3 separate regions of the Homo sapiens genome follow, and regions 1 and 2 are each linked to region 3. A link is a loop called in an ENCODE intact Hi-C map of the cell type or tissue named here. Cell type or tissue: Caco-2. All regions are shown on one strand.

The links. Peaks named below come from ENCODE experiments on the same cell type or tissue, not always from the same donor. Only the 100,000 strongest peaks of a DNase experiment are listed, where the experiment ranks them.
Region 1: it touches region 3 in a loop (11-fold over the local background); 2 of 110 quality-filtered maps call a loop at or near these places.
Region 2: a loop joins it to region 3, with 2.4 times the contacts of the local background. A loop is called at or near these places in 3 of 110 quality-filtered maps.

What each region holds. Positions count from the first base shown.
Region 1 is chr5:37,136,300-37,144,299 of GRCh38, forward strand. CPLANE1 (ciliogenesis and planar polarity effector complex subunit 1) reads right to left here. Exons shown (of 53, transcript NM_001384732.1): 44 at 6,011-6,181; 45 at 3,041-3,071; 46 at 2,421-2,549. Among named protein-coding and RNA genes, the nearest start is that of CPLANE1-AS1, 110 kb to the right of the region's middle. In Caco-2, no CTCF peak of the experiment used is centred here; no DNase peak of the experiment used is centred here.
Region 2 is chr5:37,200,570-37,208,569 of GRCh38, forward strand. It overlaps CPLANE1 (ciliogenesis and planar polarity effector complex subunit 1), which reads right to left. Exons shown (of 53, transcript NM_001384732.1): 17 at 5,628-5,856; 18 at 4,746-4,885; 19 at 1,022-1,239. Among named protein-coding and RNA genes, the nearest start is that of CPLANE1-AS1, 44 kb to the right of the region's middle. In Caco-2, no CTCF peak of the experiment used is centred here; no DNase peak of the experiment used is centred here.
Region 3 is chr5:37,040,068-37,048,067 of GRCh38, forward strand. NIPBL (NIPBL cohesin loading factor) reads left to right here. Exons shown (of 47, transcript NM_133433.4): 35 at 4,280-4,420; 36 at 4,569-4,662; 37 at 5,376-5,530; 38 at 6,042-6,132. Among named protein-coding and RNA genes, the nearest start is that of NIPBL, 170 kb to the left of the region's middle. In Caco-2, no CTCF peak of the experiment used is centred here; a DNase peak (open chromatin) is centred at 3,809.

The DNA of each region.
Region 1 (8,000 bases), 96 kb after region 3:
CATTAAACCTTAAAGTTCCAAAATGATCTTCTTTGACTCCATGTCTCACATCCAGGTCATGCTGATGCAAGAGGTGGGTTCCCATGGTCTTGGACAGCTCTGTCCCTGTGGCTTTGCAGGGTACAGCCCTCTGTCCCAGCTGCTTTCACAGCCAGCATTGTCTGTGACTTTTCCAGGCACATGGTGCAAGCTGTCGGTAAATCTACCATTCTGGGGTCTGAAGGACGATGGCCCTCTTCTCACAGCTCCACTAGGCAGTGCCCCAGAAGGGAATTTGTGTGGGGGCTCCAACCCCACATTTCCCTCCCACACTGCCCTAGCAGAGGTTCTCCATGATAGCTATACCCTTGCAACAAACTTCTGCCTGGCTTTTCCATACATCCTCTGAAATCTACTAGAAGGTTCCCAAACTTCAATTCTTGACTTCTATTCACCCACAAGCTCAACACCACGTGGAGGCTGCCAAGGCTTAGGGCTTACACCTTCTGAAGCCACAGCCCAAGCTGTATCTTGGCGCCTTCTAGCCACAGCTAGAGAGGATAGGATGCAGGGCACCAAGTCCCTAGGCTGCACACAGCAAGGAGGGCCTGGGCCTGCCCCAGGAAACCATTTTTCCCTCCTAGGCCTCTGGGCCTGTGATGGGAGGGACTGCCATGAAGGTCTCTGACATGCCCTGGAGATATTTTCCCCATGGTCTTGGTGACTAAAATTTGGCTTCTCATTATTTATGGAAATTTCTGCACTGAGCTTGATTTCTCCCCAGAAAATGGGTTTTTCTTTTATATTGCACTGTCAGCCTGCAAATTTTCCAAACTTTCATGCTCTGCTTCCTCTTGAATGCTTTGCCACTTAGAAATTTCTTCCACTGGATACCCTAAATAATCTCTCTCAAGTTCAAAGTTCCACAAATCTCTAGGACAGAGGCAAAATGCTACCAGTCTCGTTGCTAAAACATAATAAGAATCACCTTCTCCAGTTCCCAACAAGTTCCTCTTCTCCATCTGAGACCACCTCAGCCTGGACGTTATTGTCCATATTGCTATCAGGCTTTTGGTCAAAGCCATTCAACAAGTCTCTAGGAAGTTCCAAACTTTCCCACATCTTCCTGTCTTCTTCTGAGTCCTACAAACTGTTCCAACCTCTGCCTGTTACCCAGTTCCAAAGTCGCTTCCACATTTTCAGGTATTTTTACAGTAGCACCCCACTCTCTGCAGCACCAATTTACTATATTAGTCTGTTCTTACACTGCTAAATAAGACATACCTGAGACTGAACAATTTATAAACGAAAGAGGTGTAATTAACTCACAGTTCAGCATGGCTGGGGAGGCCTCAGGAAACTTACAATCATGGCAGAAGGGGAAGCAAACATGTCCTTCTTCACATAATGGCGGGAAGGAGAAGAATGAGTGCCCACTGAAGGGGGAAGCCCCTTATAATACCATCAGTTCTTGTGACAACTCACTCACTAGCATGAGAACAGGAAGGGGCAAACTGTCCCCATGATTCAATTATCTCCACCTGTTCCCTCCCATGACACATGGGAATTATGGGAACTACAATTCAAGCTGAGATTTGGATGGGGACACAGCCAAACCATATCAGTCAGATATCAGGGTTGTTTTTTTTTTTTTAATTTATTGAGACTTGCTTTAAGGCCAAGCATTTGGTCGATCTTGGAGTATATTCTGTGTGCAGATGAAAAGAATGTATATTCTGTGGTTGATGGGTGGAGCGTTCTACAGATGTTTATTAGGTTCAATTGCTCAAGTGTCTAATTTAATTCCAGAATTTGTTAGTTTTCTGCTTTGATGATATGTCCAACTTTGTCATTGGGGTGTTGAAGTCCCCCACTATTACTACGTGGTTGCCTAAATAGTTTCATAGGTCTATAACTACTTATTTTATGAGTCTAGGTGCTCCAATGTTGTATGCTTATATATTTAGGATAGTTAAGTCTTCTTGTTGAATTGAACTCTTTATCATTATGTCCCTTTCTTTGTCCTTTTTTACTGCTGCTGGTTTAAAGTCTGTTTTATCTGATATAAAAACAGCAGCCCCTGATCCTTTTTGTTTTCCATTTGCATGATAGATCAGAAAGCCTATTTAAAATGTATTCTAAGCGTTAATTTTTGGGTAAAGTGCTATGAGCTAATCATTAATTACTTCTAGTAAGAGACAGGATTAAATGTATGTTGTACTTAGAGTGATTCTTGGGAAAACCCACAGGATACAGTTATATACTATATATTGTTAGAGAAAAGGGAAGAATGACACATATACATAACAAAACATGAAAAAAAAATCTATTCTAAGCTTCAGATTTGTTTCATAAAAATCACATTAAAATATGACAAATTTTGAACATTCTTGAATGAGAAGCATTTTAAACAGGTTAAAAATGAATTATTCAATGATTACCTGGAGGTGCCCATAGCTTGTTCTGTTAAGCCAAGTTCTTCACTGGAAACTCCGTCTTTAATTATAAGGTCATCAATAATGTCTGCAATATCAGTCAATCCAGTCATCTGGAGCGGATGTACTGAAACACTTCATTTGCAAATGTAATTTAAGAAATATAAATCAGTATCTACAACTTAATTACATTAAGCAAAAATAAACATGTAACAAATGAACACAAAATGATAAACATATATCTACTGTTCCTTCTATTTCTGTAATTCTAGTATCTCTCAGTGAAAAAGACTAATCAACAAAAAGTAATGACTTGGTAGATTTTCTTTAAAAAGGAAACATATGGTCCAGAAGAAAACCCCTATAGATTCTGTTTAAATTTAATCCATATTTATATAAGAAAATGTAGTAAATATAGTCTATTGAATTCTAACTACTTGTGCTAAAACAGTAAGAGATATAACAATCCTCAATTTCTTAAAAATATTCCATACCCAATGAAAACTTATATTCCTTTAAACCACAAAGATATATATAATGTAAAAATTCACACACATATGAACAAAATTTTCACTATCTACACCCAACTTTAAAGAAAATTGTGAATTAACTCTTAAGATATTTACCTCTCACACAATTCATCACTGCTATTCATACCTAAAAAAAAAATCATTATTAATAAAAATTTTGGGTTTTTTTTTGCTTTCAATTGTTAATCTAATTTAGAAATTATATAACCAGAAATTAAATTAAAATACTTTTAAACTTCCAAATTGGTTTATAGATATATATTTACAGCATATTTATCCTCTTCCTGAATATGCTATCTGATAGTGAATACTGTCTACATATTTTTTGAGACCATGTCTCACTCTGTCACCCAGGCTAAGTGCAGCGACATGGTCATGGCATACTACAACCTCTGCCTCCGGGCTCAAGCAAACCTCCCACCTTAACCTCCTGAATGGCTGGGATTACAGGTGTGTGCCGCAATGCAGGCTAATTTTTGTATTTTTTGTAGACACGGGGTCTTGCTATGTTGCCCAGGTTGGTCTCGAACTCCTGAGCTCAAGTGATTCACCTGCCTTGGCCTCCCAAAGTGCTTGGATTACAGGCATGGGCCATCGCACCCAGCCAGTATAAGATTATTACTTTTTCTATCCTGAGTACTCAGTGTAATATGTCAGAAGGCACAACCCTTCTTTGCTTAGTACACAGTTTAGAGTACTGGAGTGCAATTTACTTTATAAAATATACACAAACAAAAAACAAATCTCTGGTGATCTGAAAGTAATATATTTTAGAAAATATCTTATTTAAATCCGAGAAGCAATTTACCTGTAAGAATGTGTCCCAAAATATAATTTTTAAGTCTTGTCCAGTATTAACTATATGTCTTCAGAGAAAAACACTTAATCTATTCAGTCTTCTATATGTTTCATTCTAAATGTTTAATTCTTCTATATGTTTAATTCTAAAAACAGGATTGAATTAATATAGGGAAAAGTGTTCTGACATCTCTTCTCAAAAAATATTCCTTAAGATTTTATTATCTTGAGATAAACCAAATCTGTCCCTAAGACTTACACATTCACATGGTTTTAATATGAAATACCTGTTTTCTTGAAAACATATTGTTCTATTTAATTTATTAACCTCCAAATCAAGGATTTTATTTTCGTTCTCAGAATCTGGGCATTTGTGGGTTAAGAGCAACTAATTCAATTTAACTAAGAGAGAAATATTTCACATAAATCTAAGATTAGCGTAATAGTAATAGTTCTACCCCTTATAGCTTTTTACTAGGTAGAAAAAGATATTAATCCTATGTACTTAGGAAAGAGAAGGTCCATTAAAGAGACACTTTCTATCAGTATTTGAGAGGCCCCTGCTGGCCTATTCACGAAAAAAAGCTTGAAGGATTCTCTTCCAATAACGACTGGGCTGCATATGGGGAAGTAGGTGAGATTAGCGAAGATGGTGACCTCTTGGGTTAAAGATTGAAGTGTTTGTCATCAAAGGTTGGTAAGTAACAAGTTGCCCTTTCTCCTATTAGTAACCCAGGATCACTAACCCACGGCCACAGTACCTGTTTATTACCAAGTAAACGTTCTTAAAACATTATGAGATTTATGCATGGACTTTTTTTTTTTTTCTAGCTCATCAGCTATTGTTAGTGTTAGTGTATTTTATGTGTGGCCCAAGACAATTCTTCTTCCAATGTGGCTCAGGGAAGCCAAAAGACTGGAGTCTAGACTTTGACATCAGACCTAGTTATACCTTTGCCTTAGACTCTGGCAACACTAAACAACCACGTTCCCCCTCTCCTCCTCTTTTACCCACCTAGTCACTGAGTACCATCAGTTACTAATTCAAAATGTCTCGTTTCTTCTATTTCTTTCCCACAACACTAGCCAGGCCCTCATTATTTCCCAGGTCAGATTTTAGTAGCCTCCTCAGTGGTCTCTATGCCTCCATTCTATTTTTCCTCAAAACCTCCTTGTTTTACTTCTCTGCTTGGAATTCTCCCATGTTCCCAAGGATAAAATGGAGTGTAAACTTCTCAGATATAATTAGAACCCTCTACCATCTAGCCATATGAGTCCTGTTTAACCTCATTTGTCAATCCTCCCCAGAGAAGAGAAGAGAAAAGCTATCAGTGACCAAGAAAATAAAACAAGATTCTCAGATGCTTTATATATGATACTCAGTCTTCACAACTTTGTGAAGTGGAAATTATTATCCCCATATGTTGATGACTAAAACACACATGGCATCTAGAAAGAACTGAGAAAATAATTACAAGATTTAAAGTCAGCTTCTTAATAGGTTTTCTTTTATTTAAGTAACAGTAATGCCATTTAAAATAGCATTTTTACTGTTTATATCACTTTAATAATGGTAATAGAACATATACTAAACACTCAGTAAAATCATTTTAATTGACCATCAATATCTGAGAGAAAAAAAATATTTCCAAGCCACTGTCAGTGATTGAACTGATGTATTTACTATGTTCTATTATTCATAGGACAAAGTATATTCATTAGGACTAAAGAATAACAGTTTTAATTGCTACCTCCAAATGAAATAAAACAAAAAGTGGCACTAAATCCTTCTAAATCTCAATCTCCTCAACTGTAAAATGGAGATAATAATAGTGTCTACACCTCATAGATCAGGCTTAAACCAGAATCTATGCATATAAAACAGTGATGTTTGGCACATGGTAGAGGCTCAAGAAATGATGGCTACTATTTTGTTTTCAAATTAAAATTCAAAGTTCTTATAATTGGAAGAGTTTTAATTTTTCAATTTTTGTAAAAATCAACTATTACAGTAATTCCAGTTGCTATATATTTCATATTAATAAGTTACACCAAGATATGATACATAATTGCAGTATGTCTTATGAAGGTGACAAGATGTCACAGTTCTTCATGTGACTAGCAAAAGTTTTAACTTTCCTTCCCCTAAAATAAATATTACAAAATGACTTCACAAACCTTTCATAACTATATTCCCAGTAAATCATGTTCAGTAACATTATAATGGAGAATAAGAGTATGTGTAAATGAAAAAGTAAAGAACAATACCAGGAGAAGTAGTATTCTGATCACTGGAACTGGAAAGGCTGACAGCTGAATCGGCAGTAGGAAACACACAGGTTTTCTGACCAGAATAATTTTCTGTTATTGAAAATTCAGGTTCTGAAGTCTCCTTTTTGTCACTTTGATCTTCTTCATCCATATGGGTCAAAAAACGCACTAATCCAGAGTATATATTACAATTAAAATAAAATAGTAGAGGAAAAAAGATCACATGGAAAAGACAATTGCCACTATTTCCAACTGGCAACCCAGATATTAGAAGTTTGTCACATATTATGCTAATAGCTTTCTACTGTATAATGAATTTAATAAAAAATTTGAAGTTAAAGCTCTCCCACAGTAAATAAACAAGATTTATTAGACTGAGCTGAAGTACATAGGCCTATGCCCTTTCATAAAAACATAGACATGCTAAATTACAAAAAAAAATTTTAATATACGACCAATCTTTCTAAACAGAGAAATCCCATGGTGCCAGAAAAGAAAAAGGAACTCATAGCTGGAGCAGTAAGTGGGCAATGATGCTGGGATAGTCTACTGAGGAATAGGAGATGTGGTTCTGTACACTGCAATGAGGGAAAAACTGAGCTACCTTCATGTATCTTAGAGCACTGAAGGACAGCTTTGTCCATAAAATAGGAAAAAGAAAATCTCTCCCCTGGTGAAACAGCAAATAAGTTTTCTATCTGCATGGACAGCAGCTGAGAGAAAAATAAAAGTCAACTTTGAGAAATCAACACCCTGACTTGCCACAAGCATGAACAGGGTCTGAATTTCTACCATCAATAAAGTACAGCAACCCCAAGTGAAGAAACGTATACTAAAATTTGTTTCAATTTTTTCCTACTTCAACGATAGCAAAAAGCAAATGCAAAACTACTCCAAAGACAAACATATAATCTAGCAGAACTTCCACTAATGATAAGCCCATGATAAAAAATTACAATTCACACAAAGGAACAACCAACCATGAAAGACAGTCAGTATGCAGATTCAACAATTGATAATGTGCACATATGAAATACAATAATCAGAAAAGGTTAGTCATAAAACATGACTGAAATTATGAAACAGATAAAGCATAGGAACAGCAATAAAAAAACAGGACACAACATCCAAAGAGCAGATAGATTTGAAAAAGAAATAAATACAACTTCTAGATATTAAATGTAGCCACCAAAATTAAAATCATAATGAATAGCTAAAACAGCAAAGACACAGCAAAAAAGAGAATTAGTAAACTAGAAGACAGATATGAGGAAATCATCCTGAGTGAACCACTGATAAAGGGAGGAAATTATGCAGAAGAGGCTGAATGAGATAAGGAGGCCAGGCACAGTGGTTCACACCTGTAATCCCAGCACTTTGGGAGGCCAAGGTGGGCTGATCACCTGAGGTCAGGAGTTCGAGAACAGCCTGACCAAAATGGAGAAACCCTGTCTCTACTAAAAACACAAAAAATTTGCCAGTGGTGGTGGCACACGCCTGTAATCACAGCTACTTGGAAGGCTGAGACAGGAGAATCACTTGAACCTGCGAGGCAGGGGATGTGGTGAGCCAAGATTGTGCCATTGCACTCCAGCCTGGACAACAAGAGCAAAACTCTGTCTCGAAAAAAAAAAAAAAAAGATATAAGGAACAGAGTGAGGAGGTCCAACATGCCTCTATTAGGTGTTTTAGAGAGAAAAGAAAAAATGGGGAGGAAGCAGTACTTCAAAATATTATGGGTGAAAAGTCCCCAAAGTTAAATCTTAAAACTAAAGAATCATTCCTACTCCAATATAAGGTAAATAAAAGAAATACGGTCAGGCACGGTGGCTCACGCTTGTAATCCCAGCACTTTGGGAGGCCAAGGTGGGCGGATCATGAGATCAGGAGATTGAGACCATCCTGGTTAACACGGTGAAAACCCGTCTCTACTAAAAATACAAAAAATTAGCCCAGCATGGTGGCAGGTGCCTGTAGTCCCAGCTAC
Region 2 (8,000 bases), 160 kb after region 3:
ATATTGAAACAGGAGATAGTAAAAAAATAATACCCAGAAACACTTCAAAGTGTTAATCAAATACTTAAAAGTCTAAATGTAAGTAATTTATAATAACACTTTAAATCTTAAAACCAGCTAACTATAATGTTATGATTTTTTAATAAGAGCAGATAAAAAGTTTCTGAGAGGAATATAGTATTTATAATATAGAACTATCAATTGAATAGTGTAGGAAAAAAAAAACCTTTTAAAACAAAGTCAAATAAAAATAAGTCTTTCTTTTCTTTTTTGAGACAGAGTTTTGCTCTGTCACCCAGGCTGGAGTGCAGTGGTGCAATCTCGGCTCACTACAACCTCTACCTCCCGGGCTCAAGCCATCTACCCACTTCAGCCTACTGAGTAGCTGAGACTACAGGCACATGCCACGATGCCCAGCTAATTTTTGTATATTTTATAGAGACAGGGTTTCGCCATGTTGCCCAGGCTGGTCTCAAACTCCTTGACTCAAGCAATCTTCCCGCCTTGGCCTCCCAAGTTCTGGGATTACAGGTGTGAGCTACTACACCCAGCCAAGTCTTTCAAAAAAGGCAAAGACAAAGAGATAAATAAGAGACTGAAATAATGTATGGCTTCTAATTCTGACACTCATTATTTCATTTGTTAGCCTAAAAAATGCCTAATTTTTAAAAGTCTGGATATTAAGATTAATTGTGCTATATTGTTACAATAATTTTAACATTTATTGAATAATTACTATATGTCCCAGGTCCTGAGCTAGAAGATTTTACAGGATATCTCAATCCTCACAAAAATGCCATGAGAGGTACTATTATCATCTGCATTTAACCGATACGGAAACTTAAACAGCAGTTTAGTACATTCCCTAAGATTATACAATTAGTGAACAGCAAAGCTGGGATCTATACGTTTGTCTTTAGAGCTTGAATTTTTAACCTGATGATTATTATCAAGTTAATTATTTTAAAAACTTGACAAAATCAACTTTAAATTAATTTAAAAGTTAATGCTATAAGCTTACTTCACTAAGAATAGCTGGCTGGGGACAGTACAATGGAGGAGCTGGAAGATACAAGCCGAATGGCACTAAGCCCCACAGTCTTTTACTGAAGTCCTTGGCAGAGTCTATCAGAAGTTGAAATGTCTCCGAAAGAATATCTGCATCGGCCATAACTGATGCTTTCAGTACTTCTTGTACTGAACCAAATAGCAGATTTGCATCTTCCTCTTCAATGGGATCTATCAAATACAAAAATTTGGTAAAATAGTTAAAGCTTGTATTAAACTTCTTATCCATTTTGTAGGAAAAAATTTCAAATCTAAAAACATTCATTGTCAAGAATGAACACATTGGTTGACATACAAACATCCAAACTTACAGACAGAAATTACAAACTATCTTGTTACTTTAAGATTATAGGTAAGACCATGAGACATTTTTATACAAGATATTGTAGAAACAACTATACAATAAAAATATTCTTAGAATGTAGTTCTGAGTCAAAAATAATTGAAAAAATATTAATGGGAAAAGAATGTCAAGAAAGACACCAAAATAATATAAAAGATTGTGTGAGAGTAACTTTTCCTTTTTTTTTTTTTTGAGATGGAGTCTCACTCTGTCACCCAGGCTGGAGTGTGAAGTGCAGTGGCAGGATCTCGGCTCACTGCAACCTCTGCCTCCCAGGTTCTACCAATTTTCCCACCTAAGCCTCCTGAGTAGCTGGGATTACAGGCACACACTATCCAGGCTAATTTTTGTATTTTTAGTAGAGATGAGGTTTCACCATGTTGGTCAGGCTGGTCTTGAACTCCTGATCTCAGGTGATCCACCTAGCCTCCTAAAGTCCTGGGATTACAGACATGACCACCGTGCCTGGCCATTTTTCCTTTTCTTAATAGTACATGATAGTACTTTGTAATAATAAGTTAATAAAAATGACTTATGAAGGAAACAGGAAAACACAAAATAGTCATATGTATAGTACGGCTTCAACTATGCAAATATCTATATATATGTGCACATGTCCCAAAAGGCAAAATGTAAGATGTGGTGGTAGAACTGGAAACTCAGGGATTTTTCTACTATGAAATATTTTAAGCATACTGTAAAATATAGAATATATGAAAGTACAGAATATAATATGTCAAACACTTATGTACTGACTTCTCATCCTTGTCTGATATTAACATTTTTGCTATATTCAACTTAGGTAGCCACTATCCAGCATTTGGTGTGGATATACTGGAATTCCAATTAAATATATGTTGTCTTTCTGTTGTGTGTTCTACAAAGCTTAACTTCTCTTTCATATTTTTCAAATCTATGTCCCTATCTATTTTGTATATATTTATCTTTCTTTATATATTTTATATATATATATGTATATGATAGCTCAGATGAATAGCTCAGATTCATCTTTTCCAGTTCACAAATTTGCTCCTAAATTGGTTTAGTAACTTTAACCATCTATTGAAGTTTTTGTTTTTAAATCAGGTTGAGACATAATTTACATACTATATCCATCCTTTTTAAAGTATACAGTTCAATAAAATTAAACAAATCTATATTGGCTTGTAATAACATTTCCATCACTCCAAAAGTTATACTTCTTTGTAGTCAATTCCCTGTTTATTCTCAGGCAACCCCTGATCTGTTTTCTGCTCCTATAGTTTTGTTTTTTATAGAATGCCACAGAAATGGAATCATACGGTATGTAGTCTTCGTTCCTGACTTCTTTCAGGACTTCTTACCATGACGGTTCTGTGATTCATCTATGTTGTCACAAGTTATCAGCAATTTGTTCCTCTTCACTATTTGTTATTCCATTTTAAAGATATATTTGAATTTGCTTATCCATTCACCAGTTGACGGACATTTGAGGTGTTTCCAAATTTTGGCTATTATGAAAAAGTTGCTATAAACATTCATGTATGGATATTTGTTTTGTTTCATTTTTTGAGACAAGGATCTCACTCTGTCACCCAGGCTGGAGTGCAGTGGCACAATCATGGCTCACTGCAGACTTGACCTCCTAGGCTCAAGGGATTCTCCCACTTTAGTTAGCTTCCCAAGCAGCTGGGACTACAGGCATATACCATCATGCCTGGATAATTTTTGTATTTTCTGTAGAGACAGGGTTTTGTCATATTGCCCAAGCTGGTCTCGAACTCCTGGGCTCAAGTGATCTGCTGGCCTTAGCCTCCCAAAGCATTGAGATTACAGGCATGAGCCACTGCGCCTGGCTTCATGTACACATTTTTGTGTACATGAATATTTGAATGGGCCTGTTTCTATTTCTCTTTAATGGAATGGAATTCATTCAAGAGCAGCTAAAGAGAAAAAAATGGAACCCTTTGAATTTTTATTTGCTTGTTGTTTCTGACCTCTGGCAATTCCCCTTACTTTATTTAAAGCTTGGCCTTTAAGTGGATATTTTTTGTATTTTATCTAGAAACACATTTTATCTATGTATTTATCGTGGAAGAGTTTTCAGATCATTTAAAACAACATATTGCCAAAACTCAAAGTTCAGACTGGGGATATTTTAGTCCCTTCTTTAAAATCCAACTTTCACACAGTAACATCTTTTCATTGATTAAAGCAAAAGAACTGCACAGAAAATTATCAAAGAAAAGTTTATAGTCAGATTTCCAAGCATTATAGGTTCTCTCAAAACAGAAATGTTATAAGTTTTAGGAATCTAGAGTTAGAAGTCTCACTCTTTACTGGAGCAAAGCACCAATAAAAACAGAAGGGCCTCACAGTTGCCCTGGTTTTACATTAAATATACGACATTAAATGACTGATTTCATTACTTTTTATCTAAATTTCTCCAACTGTAAAACAGATAAATTTTATAGGATTCCTGTGTGAATCCATGTAATACATGTAATATTCTATCATTTTTAATTTTTTAATACCATTTTGAACTTTTCAAATAAAAAAGATCTATAATTTATGCACTAGGTGAGAGTTGAAATAAATCACTCCTAAGTACCCTTCCAGGCTTGAGATTCTACAGCTCCAAAAGAAAATGATACAAATGAAGCGAAATATAATTAGTGTAAAGGTATGTATGAAGGCTACTCTCAACATAGTCTCTGGGGTGGCCTTGCTCTGCAGGAGGAGTCAGAGAGCTGTAACACTGCGGCATCAAGAAAGCTACTTTAATATTTAAAAAAAAAAAAAAAGGCATGTATGGAAAATCAGAAAATCATTCAGTTATCAACCCTTGTATTGTAAGCTGGCATCAATTTTGGGTGTTCCCATGGTTAAGTATAAATATCATACTTTCATTTTTCAGCCGGGCGCAGTGGCTCATGCCTGTAATCCCAACACTTTGGGAGGCCAAAGCAGGCGGATCACCTGAGGTCAGGAGTTTGAGACCAGCCTGGCCAACAAGGTGAAACCCTGTCTCTACAAACACTACAAAAATTAGCCGGACGTGGTGGCCCACGCCTGTAATCCCAGCTACTCGGGAAGCTGAAGCAGGAGAATTGCTTGAACCCGGCAGGTAGAGTTTGCAGTGAGCTAAGATCACGCCACTGCACTCCAGCCTGGGTGGCAGAGTAACACTCCATCTCAAAAAATAATAAAATAAAATAAAAATAAATATCATACTTTCATTTTTGATAAGTTTATTTCAAAGTGTTAATACATTTGTAGACATGTATAAACTTTTTAAGGTATTATAAGGTTTATATTAATCTGACACGAATCAGACTATACATACATAACACACCTGTAAACTGTTTATATTTTGAGCCCATTTCATTTTTTGCTTCCAAAGAGGCTGGTTGACCTAAAACACACTGCAGTTTTTCCTGAAAAATCTGTGCTGGAGTCATACGGAGTGGTAGATTCAGACTCTTTTTCTTGGACCTGAAATGACATCAAATTAAGGGAAATGAATCCAAATTTTGAAAAAAAAGGAAAGGTTTCACATATCAAGGACTAAACATGAAAGTTTAAGAAACAATGGAATTTACTTTTTTATCTATCGTACATGTAAAAAAGATATATTCAAGGAAATATTGTATTAAGACCCTCCACGATTATGATCCTAATATACTCCCCCCATTCTTATTTCTAATTGCTACCCTAAACACGGGCTTTACTAACACATAAGTGTGCTAAATAAATGGTTTTTGTTTGTTTTGAGACAGGGTCTCACTCTGTTGCCCAGGCTGACGTGTAATGACATGATCACGGCTCACTGCAGCCTTGACCTCCCGCGCTCAAGTGATCTTCCCACCTCAGCCTCCCAAGTAGTTGGGACCACAGGCACGATCATCGCCCCTGGCTATTAATAAATGTTTTAACACAAATAAGTAAGCCACTGAGCTGTTCAATACAGTAACCACTAACTATATGTGGCTATTTTAATTTAAATTAACTAAAGTTAAATTGAAAATTTAATTCCTTGGTCTCACTGGCTGCATTTCAATAGTTACTTGTGGTGAGTGGCTACCATACTGGACAACACATTTCTATCACTAAAGAACGTTCCATTGAACAATGCTGAACTAAGGATTCCACATAAAATGTAAATACCAGCAATAAGAGAAATATAAAATACATAGTTCAATCATACTATATCTTAAAATTGCCTAAAAATCCATACCTCATGAAATTGCTATCACGTTTACAGAACAGCTGGAAAGCCACACCAATTGAAACAGACGTCTTCCAGTCTCCAAGTTTATATGCCAACCACACAGCCTCTGGAACCAGGCCACCAATAAATAGTAATTCAAGTGCATATTCAACTGTCCACACATTAGAGAGATTCTGATCTCTAACAACACTGGCCACCTTAGAGTGTTGCAGAGGAATAAGTCGAAAGGACTGCTCTGTGAGTAAATTTTTAAAAATGGATTATTACAATCACATCCAAACTCATGCTTCTTTACATGGGCATATTTATCTCTTCAATCAGTATTATCTACAAAAAACCACCAGGAAGATACATACAAAATGGGCTAAAGTAATACTCAACATGCCCTAGAACACTTTTAACACTGAAGAATGTGCCTCATTCGTGGGTCATGAAACAAATGCCAGCATTATTTTAAAAATGAAACAAAAGAGAAAAAAAACAAAACAGAATAGAAAGTATCAGACACAAAATAAAGGTAAATACTGTTTAATGAAACTTTTGTGTCAGGTAATATGTAAACACATACAAAAAACATTTATATCTACTATACTACTGGTTCACAAAGTACAATTTATTACCGTGACATGGGTCACAATGTGCAATTTATTACTGTGGGATGCTCAGAAATACATGTTTATTTCTCATACTAGATTATGAAATGTAGAAGGCAGAGACTACATTTTATCTGACTTTGTGTTACCCACAGTGTTATGCAATAAAAGACTAAGTTGAGGTAACAATGAAGCATATTAAGTGTCAATATTAGTGTTGATTACAAAGCAGAAAAGTGTGATGTTCAGTAATTCTGACTAAATAATAAGATTGCCATCTGGCCTGTGATTTAATACAAAAGGATAATATCGTTCCCCCTGGCCTTCTGTCCCTTTCCCTAATTGAAGTAACTTGATAAAGCAACTTAAAAATAGGATAAAAGAAATGTTATTAAAAAATACATGTTGATGGGATTTTTACTCATTCTCTCAAAATAAAAGTCATAAACAGCATTCATGAGCTTCTCTGTTCCTCGAAATGGTGAGTTTCTCACATGACCTATACAGGCTATGCCTACTGCAAGAACTAACATTTTAGCTCTCTGACAAACACATCAGGAAAAACAAAAAGTTTTCAACCACTTGGATGTCTGATTTTGCATAAGCAAAGGAGCCAGGAGACTGGCTAAATTTTTCCTATTTTTATTCACTACGAGCAAGGTAATATACCATTAAAATAACTTGAATAATTAAATTTTCTGAAAATTTTACTACTTTCACACAGTAAAAAAGTTCACGACCTTTTAAAATATCACACCAAATAAGCAACTCAAATCCCTAGAAACATTCTGATTAGAAAAATTAACATGAAATGTATATGCATCCTGAAACATTCACAGAACATAGGAGTTTGAACACATAGTTCAAAATCCATGGTTCTACGACTGATTATATTTGCTGACCACTTGTTGCCATCTTTATTAAATTTCTGATAGTATTTTAACTTGTACTACTCTAACTTAGGTGTGCCTTGTACATACATATGTATCTGTTCATGTCTACTCTTGCTTAAAGCCCTCCAACAGCTTCCCATGATACTTAAAATTCAGATTTCTTAACATGGCTTACATCATCTGGCCCCTTTACTGAATGCAACTCATATCACTCTCCACTTCCTTCTCTAGTTTTTTTTTGTTTGCTTTGGTTTTTTTGTTGTTGTTGTTTTTGTTTTGTTTTGTTTTGTTTTGTTTGAGACAGTCTTGCTCTGTCATCCAAGCTGGAGTGTAATCACGTGATCTCACTGCAACCTCTGTCATCTGGGCTCAAGCAATCCTCCTGCCTCAGCCTCCCAAGTGACTGGGAATCTCAGGTACATGTCACCATGGCGGGCTAATTTTTGTATTTTTTGTAGAGACAGGGTTTCATAATGTTGCCCAGGCTGATCTCAAACTCCTGAACTCAAGCAATCGGCCTGGCTTCCCAAAGTGCTGGGATTACAGGCATAGGCCAACATGCCCAGCCCTCCTCCTCTAGTTTACAGCCACACAGATCTTTCCGTTTCTCAAACACATCAAACTTGTTCTTGCCCTGGGGCTTTTACACAAACTCAGGTTAGAATGCCCTGTGCCTTGATGTATCCAACTCTTTTTTGTTATTAAGAGTTCGGCTTAGAGGCCGGGAGCGGTGGCTCACGCCTGTAATCCCAGCACTTTGGGAGGCCGAGGTGAGCGGATCAGGAGGTCAGGAGATCGAGACCATCCTGGCTAACACGGTGAAACCCCGTCTCCACTAAAAATACAAAAAATTAGCCCAGCGAGGTGGTGGGCGCCTGTAGTCCCAGCTACTC
Region 3 (8,000 bases):
ATGTCACAGAGCTAAGCAGTCCCAAAGTTAGAATTCAGCCCCATGTCTGCCAGTAGAGTCTGGACTATAATGAAACCTGTTATATATTATTTATATCATAAATAGTCCTTGCATGATTTTGAACCAGTGATTTTTTTAAAACAAAATCACTTTTAAAATGTCTTGTGCATTTTTTATGTATGTATGTACACAAATATAAAGTTGTATATAAATAAGAGTATCTCATACATGGTAAACTTTTTCTTAATGTTTTGTGGTTTTGATTTTTGTTTTTATATCCTATCTCCATCTTTATTCATCTTCCCTTCAGAATAAACATCTTAGAGTATCCTTAACATACTTTTATAGTTGTGGACACAGAGGTATATATAAATGGTTGACCGGGTTTTGTAAAAATTGAATCATATTATATAGATATTTGTTAGGCATATTTGGTAATCTCACATTACCTGGTATATATCTAATTCCTTGTTTTAGATGGCTATATATTATCCATTTTATGGATGTCCTATGATTTATTTAATCATTTCCCTATTTGGCAGGTGTTTACATATTTCCTTTGGATCACCACTACAAACAATTTTTAAATAAACATTCCAATTTAAATACCTAAGTACTGGTGACTTTATTTTGTTGGAACAGTTTCTGAGAAGTGGACTTGCTAGGTTGAAACAATGGTTATTTTGGTGTTCATTTTTAATTGATCTTGCCATTTTGCAGTGGATGTGTTTTATACAACCTTTTGGAAAGCTGTATGTGACAATCATTGTCATTATTTAGTATTCTTTGCCAGTCTAACAGGTGGTAAGGAATAATTCATTATTGCTTCAGTTTCCTTCCCTGACTGCAAAGAAGGTTGAGCATCTTTTCTTGGTACTGACCAGTGGGGCTTGCTTTTCTGTTAATTCACTATTTATATCATTTTCATATCATTCGTTCATTTTACCTTTGAATAATAGGCTTTTTTTTTTAGGAGAGCTCTTTATTTTAGATATTAAACCATCTTATAGTATATTCATTACAAATATTTTTTCCTATTCTGTTCTGTTGCTCTTTTACTTAATGGTTTCCATCTTTCTTTAAATTTTTCTTCTAGAATTTAAGATATTTCTTTTACTTGATTTTCCAGGCCAGGATGTTAAGGGAAGGTTCAGAAAATGCTACTTTTTTGTTGTTATGTGGTGGTTTTTTTTTTTTTTTTTTTTTTTTTTTTTGAGACTGAGGCTCACACTGTCACCCAGGCTGGAGTGCAATGGTGCAATCTTGGCTCACTGCAACCTCTGCCTCCTGGCTTCAAGCGATTCTCCTTCCTCAGCCTCCCAAGTAGCTGAGATTACAGGTGCACACCACCACACCTGGCTAATTTTTTGTATTTTTAGTAGAGACGGGGTTTCACTATGTTGGCCAGACTGGTCTTGAACTCCAGACCTTATTGATCTGCCCCGCCTTGGCCTCCCAAAGTACTGGGATTACAGGCATGAGCCACTGTGCCCGGCCTATTTCTTTTTTTTTTAAGACACAGTCTTGCTCTGTTGCCCAGGCTGGAGTACAGTCCTGCACTTCTGGCTGACTGCAACCTTCGCCTCCCAGGTTCAAGCGATTCTCATGCCTTAGCCACCCAAGTAGCTGGGATTTTACAGGTGTGCACCACCACACCCGGCTAATTTTTGTATTTTTAGTAGAGACAGGGAATTGCCATGTTGGCCAGGCTGGTCTTGAACTCCGGGCCTCAAGTGATCTGCCTACTGTGGCCTCCCAAAGAGCCGGGATTATAGGCGTGAGCCACTGTGCCCAGCCACTACATTTTTTTTTTTTTTAAGTAAAATGCTAGCACTGGTTCTCAAATGAATATCTTACCCAACAAAAATTCTTCTATCCCTAGACCCACTTTAACTCATTATGGGAAACAACAGGATTTCTATGCTACTTAAAAAGAATTTATCTTTTCTTTTTAATCCTGTGGGGATCCTAAAAGGAAGGATGAATATGATGTGGGAATTTCTTTTTTTTGTAATTAATACTCCTACAAGCCAAGTGGTGGGAATGTTTTTAACTAGTGTGTTAATGCACTCAAAAAGTCCAAAATGGGCTGGGCACGGTGGCTCACGCCTGTAATCCCAGCACTTTGGGAGGCCGAGGCAGGCGGATCACGAGGTCAGGAGTTCAAGACCAGCCTGGCCAGCATGGTGAAACCCTGTCTCTACTAAAAATACAAAAATTAGCCAAGCATGGTGGTGCGCACCTATAGTCCCAGCTCCTCGACAGGCTAAAGCAGGAGAATCGCTTGAACCTTGGAGGCGGAGGTTGCAGTGAGCCGAGACTGTGCTACTGCACTTCCGCCTGGGTGACAGAACGAGGCTCTGTGTCAAAAAAAAAAGTCCAAAATCTATGCCGGTAATCCATTACTAACAATGAGGATTAGTAGCTTAAAAACTAGATTAAGGCTGGACATGATGGCTCACACCTGTAATCCCAGCACTTTGGGAGGCCGAGGCAGGCAGATCACAAAGTGTGGAGTTTAAGACCAGCCTGGCCAATATGGTGAAACCCCATCTCTACTAAAAATACAAAAATTAGCCAGGCGTGGTGGCAGGCTAGTTGTCGATCCATATTCCCGACATGCTGGTGCTTCTCCTTCCATGCCTCCAGCTACTCTGGAGGCTGAGGAGAATCACTTGAACTCAGGAGGCGGAGGTTGCAGTGAGCCAAGATCGCGCCACTGCATTCCAGCCTGGATGACAGAGCGAGACTCCGTCTCAAAAAAAAAAAAGAAAGGAAAAAAAAAAACTAGATTAAAAACATGCATTGAAAGCCTTACTACACACACGCGCGCACACACACACACACACACACACATATAACTTTGATTGCCTTTGGGGAAATGAACTGGGTGGCTGGAGGATAGATAGAAACAAGACTTTTTATTGTAAATCCTTTTCTACCTTTTGGTTTTTTTTAAAAAGTCTCTACCTGTTTTTTTAAACATGCTTATTAGTTTTTCTAATCAAAGAAATAACACATTTAAATTTAAAATAAAGAAGTCCTAGGCTGAGCATGGTGGCCCACACCTGTAATCCCAGTACTTTGGGTGGCCAAGGCAGGAGGATCACTTGAGGCCAGGAATTCAAAACCAGCCTGCGCAACATAGTGAGACCCTGTCTCTACAAAAATGAAAATTAAGGCCGGACGCAGTTTCTCACACCTGTAATCCCAGCACTTTGGGAGGCCGAGGCAGGTGGATCACGAGGTCGTGAGTCCTAGACCAGCCTGGCCAAGATGGTGAAACCCCGTCTCTACTAAAAATACAAAAATTAGCCAGGCATGGTGGTGGGCGCCTGTAATCCCAGCTACTCGGGTGGCTGAGTCAGGGGGTTGCTTGAACCCGGGAGGCAGAGGTTGCAGTGAGCCAAGATCATGCCACTGCACTCCAGCCTGGGCAACAGAGCAAGACTCTGTCTCAAAAAAAAAAAAAGACAATTAAAAAATTAACCGGGTGTGGTATTATGCGCCTGTAGTCCTAGCTACTCGAGAGACTGTCAGGAAAATCGCTCAAGCTCAGGAGCAGGATTGCATTGAGCTGTGATTGTGCCACTGCACTCCAACCTGGGCAATTGAGCAAGACTGTGTTTCTTAGAAGTAAAGAAGCCTTCTGCCTGGTTCTGGGATTCTACATGTTTATCTGTCATAGAAAATTTTAACACAGGGTTTCTCAACCTCAGCACTATTGACAGGACTAGATGATTCTTTGTTGTCAAGGATTGTTCTGTGCATTGCAGGTTGTTAAGCAGCATCCCTGGCCTCTATCCACTAGATGCCAGTAGTGGCTCCCATTGTGACAACCAAAAATGTCTCCAGATACTGCCAAATACTCCTGTGTCAGGATACGGGGGAAGAAGCTTATTCCTGATTGAGAACTACTGGGTTAACATACACAGTTTGGAAAATACTAATCGTAAAAACTGTACCAGTCTTTGTATAATGCTGTCAATATGTAAATACCTTTGTTTAGAATTGACTTGTGTTACATTTTAGGGAAAAAATATAACATTGTGATTAAGTGACCCCAAAGTCACATTTTGGTAAGTTAGTTGTCGGTACATATTCCTGACATGCTGGTGCTTCTCCTTCCATACCTTGAAAAAAAAACTCTAACAGACTTTTTTTTTTAACTGGACCTTTACGTGCAAAATGCCCTATTTCTGCCCCCAAATACGTAAAGCTGTATATAGTTTCTTTTCAGGTTTTGGATATTCATAAAGCATTAATTTTATTCTTATAGACGCAAAATGATTTCATGGTTATCTGCAATGTTGCAAAAATCCTAGAGCTAGTTGTACCACTGATGGAGCATCCAAGTGAAACTTTTCTTGCCACTATTGAGGAAGATCTAATGAAGCTCATCATCAAATATGGCATGACTGTAAGCACTCAGTTTACCATTTCTTTATTCATTAGTGTAAAGTTCTAATGTATTTTATTAAAATTTTTAAAGCAAATATTTGTAAAAAGCTAAGTTTTTAAAATAGTATATTTTTAACTTTTATCTAAACATTTTCTATATCTTTTAGGTAGTGCAACATTGTGTGAGCTGTCTTGGAGCTGTTGTAAATAAAGTGACACAAAATTTTAAATTTGTGTGGGCTTGTTTCAATAGATACTATGGTAAGTTCAATACCAGGGTTTTAAAATTATTCTGCTAGGTCCTGCAGGGGGTCAGCTCATTTTAAACACATTTGATAAAAGGCTAGACTCGAGGAAATTATGAGGTGTGATTATCCACCGTGGTCCTCTCAGAAACAATATTTTCTAGTGTCTTTTGTATTTCCTGAAGAACCCACTGTGATTACTTCAGAAATTTATCTCCTGATAAGTAAAGATTGGTAAATTTTTTGCGCACTGTGAAAAGTAAAATTTAAATTTTCTTACATTAGTTTAGACTCTGAAGAGCACTCTCATAATTCTAGACATATTTAATATTTAGAACCATTAGTAAAAATTAATTGGCTGGGGACAGTGGCTCATGCCTGTAATCCCAGCACTTTGGGAGGCCACGGCGGGTGGATTACCTGAGGTCGGGAGTTCGAGATCAGCCTGGCCAACATGGTGAAACCCCGTCTCTCTACTAAAAATACAAAAATTTGCCAGGCGTGGTGGCACACGACTGTAATCCCAGCTACTTGGGAAGCTGAGGCAGGAGAATCACTTGAACACGGGAGGCGGAGGTTGCAGTGAGCCAAGATCATGTCACTGCACTCCAGCCTGGGTGACAGTGAGACTCCATCTCAAAAAAAAAATTGTAATTCATTAGTAGTAATTACTTGAACTTAGTAATTCAAAGATAAATATTATAAGTAAATATTACTTATCTTTATTAGGTGCCATTTCAAAATTAAAAAGTCAACACCAAGAGGACCCAAATAACACTTCACTTCTAACAAACAAACCAGCACTTCTTAGATCCCTTTTCACCGTTGGAGCACTATGTCGGCATTTTGATTTTGATCTGGAAGATTTTAAAGGCAACAGCAAGGTAAAGGTAGTAATACTTAAAATGCTATAAAACATAGAGCTATATGGCACTGTGATCTGAGAATGACAGTAGTGACCCAGGATGAAGGCAACATTAGAGTAGTCTGGTTTAATGAAAATTCTGAAAACAGTGCTGCTCAAAACGTGGTCCTCAGACTGGCTGCTAATCCATCAACTTTTTGTTACTGGTGTGTAACCAGATAATGAAATTTCCCTGACAAGTTATATCAGTTTTGTAACAGTAGCACACTGTTGACATCAACAGCTGACTTTTTAAAAAAAATTTTTTTCAATGAAGGAAACAATGCACTGATTTACATTCCGAAACAAGCTTCTTTGTCACAGACTGATACTTTGAATGCCACTGTTCTAAAATAAATGGAATTGGTTACTTATTTTTTTAATAAAGTTCACACAAATTCTCATTGTTTTAAGGTATTTTTTTCCTTTATAGTTGAAAATTAATCTAAGTTACTGTTCATGAACACTTTAATGTGTTTTCCTCCCCTTAGGTTAACATAAAAGATAAAGTACTTGAACTATTGATGTATTTTACAAAACACTCAGATGAAGAAGTACAAACAAAAGCTATCATTGGTCTAGGTAAGTCTAAATTTCTTTATAATTTGTAGCTATTTGAGAGGGATAGAGCATATTTTTAAATATTGTGAATCTAAATTGTTGATTTACTTTAATATGTTTCTATTAGCAGTAGGATTTGGTGTATAGAATGTAGGTCTGAGGATTAAAACAACTGGGTTGCATTCTTGTCATGGCCATTGACTTCCTGGGTAACCTTGAGCAAGCCATTTGTCTGTTCATCAGTTTCTTCATTAGTAAAATAGAGATAACAATACTTTCTTCTACCCCTCCTCCATAGGGTATCTTAAGAACATTTATTAAAGCCCTTTGATAAAGAAAAATAATATAGAAGAATTCTGTGCTCTTTGCATTTTTTTAATTGTTCTTTTTCATTGCAAAGCTTTGTCACTACAGGAAGCTGCCACATCTGGTTAAAACAATGATCAGTCTACACTGACTTATTTATATAAAAGCAAATAGTAAGCAACCCAGAAGGAACAATTTGGATATATACCTGTTTTATAATGTTTTTCCAGGAAGGATTGATGTAATAAAAACATGTTTTGCAATTGTTAGGCAGGTCTATGTGGCTTATATCTAGGAAGGAATTAGAATATGAGGAAATAGGAGGTGAATGGCATTAAAGTACCTGAATTGAATGCACTTCAAAAAAATACAAGAACAGTCTGTCCAGGTTTTTGGTTTTTGTTGTTGTTTTTTTTGGTACAAATACAGTTGGCCTTCCATATCCATGGGTTTCACATCTGTGGATTTAACCACCAAGGATCAAAAATACTGAGAAAAAAAAATTACACCTGTACTAAATATGTACAGACTTTTTTTGTTATTATTCTCTAAACAATACAACAGCAATTTACATAGCATTTACATTGTATTAGATATAAATAATCTAGAGAAGATTTAAAGTATACGAGAGGATATGAGTAGATTATATGCAAATACTACCCCATTTTATATCAGGGACTTGAGAATCCACGGATTTTGGTATCCCTGGGAGGTTCTGGAGCCAATCCCCCATGGATACCGAGCAATGACTGTACACGTAAAGCTACCCAATGAGATTAAAAACTTATTTGGAAATTTTATTTTGGTGTTATGATTAAGGTTTATACTTTAATCTGCATGAGTAGTTATTTATATTAGTCTTTTGAACAAAAATGAGTAAGAAAAGATTCTAACTTACCCATACCTTATTAAATCATGTTTATGATTTCTGTAAATAAATTGAAACCTTATCATTTTATTCCTCCTCCATCCCTTTTTGAAAATTACATATAGCACATAGAGTAAAAATTCAGACATCATTTACTAAGGAGTTAAATTGATGCAATATTAACTTCAAGCCAATGTGTACCTTCAGATATTCAGTCTGGACATAATTTATACGGAGTGGCAAAACTAATAGTGTTACAAGTATTTCAGAGTACAAAAAGATGAAGTTTTAACTTAAGCAGCGCTATTCAGAAAATATTGCCTCTAGACCAGTTAATAAAAGACATCTTGCCTGGGCCATAGTTATCCTGAGTGACCTTGGGCTAGTTATCTGATCACTCTATGCTTTGAGTTTAGTTTGTTGTTTGTTACCAATAATACTTGCTATCATCAGAGATCTTCATTTTTTCCTCAAATAAACATTATATACAAATAAACATGGATGATATATTGCTACTTATTAACCCGTGGTTATAGGATTCAGCATTGTGGCCTTATTATAATGCCATATGAAAAAGAAATGGAAGATATTTTTAGCTCTGGTTTATTATATTGTTTCATCAAATGAATATATTTTAATTTTTTTTTTAAAATAATGTCAATGTAGTACCTTCTGCTGGGGATCTGAAAAATGTTTGCAGACATTATTTCTTAAA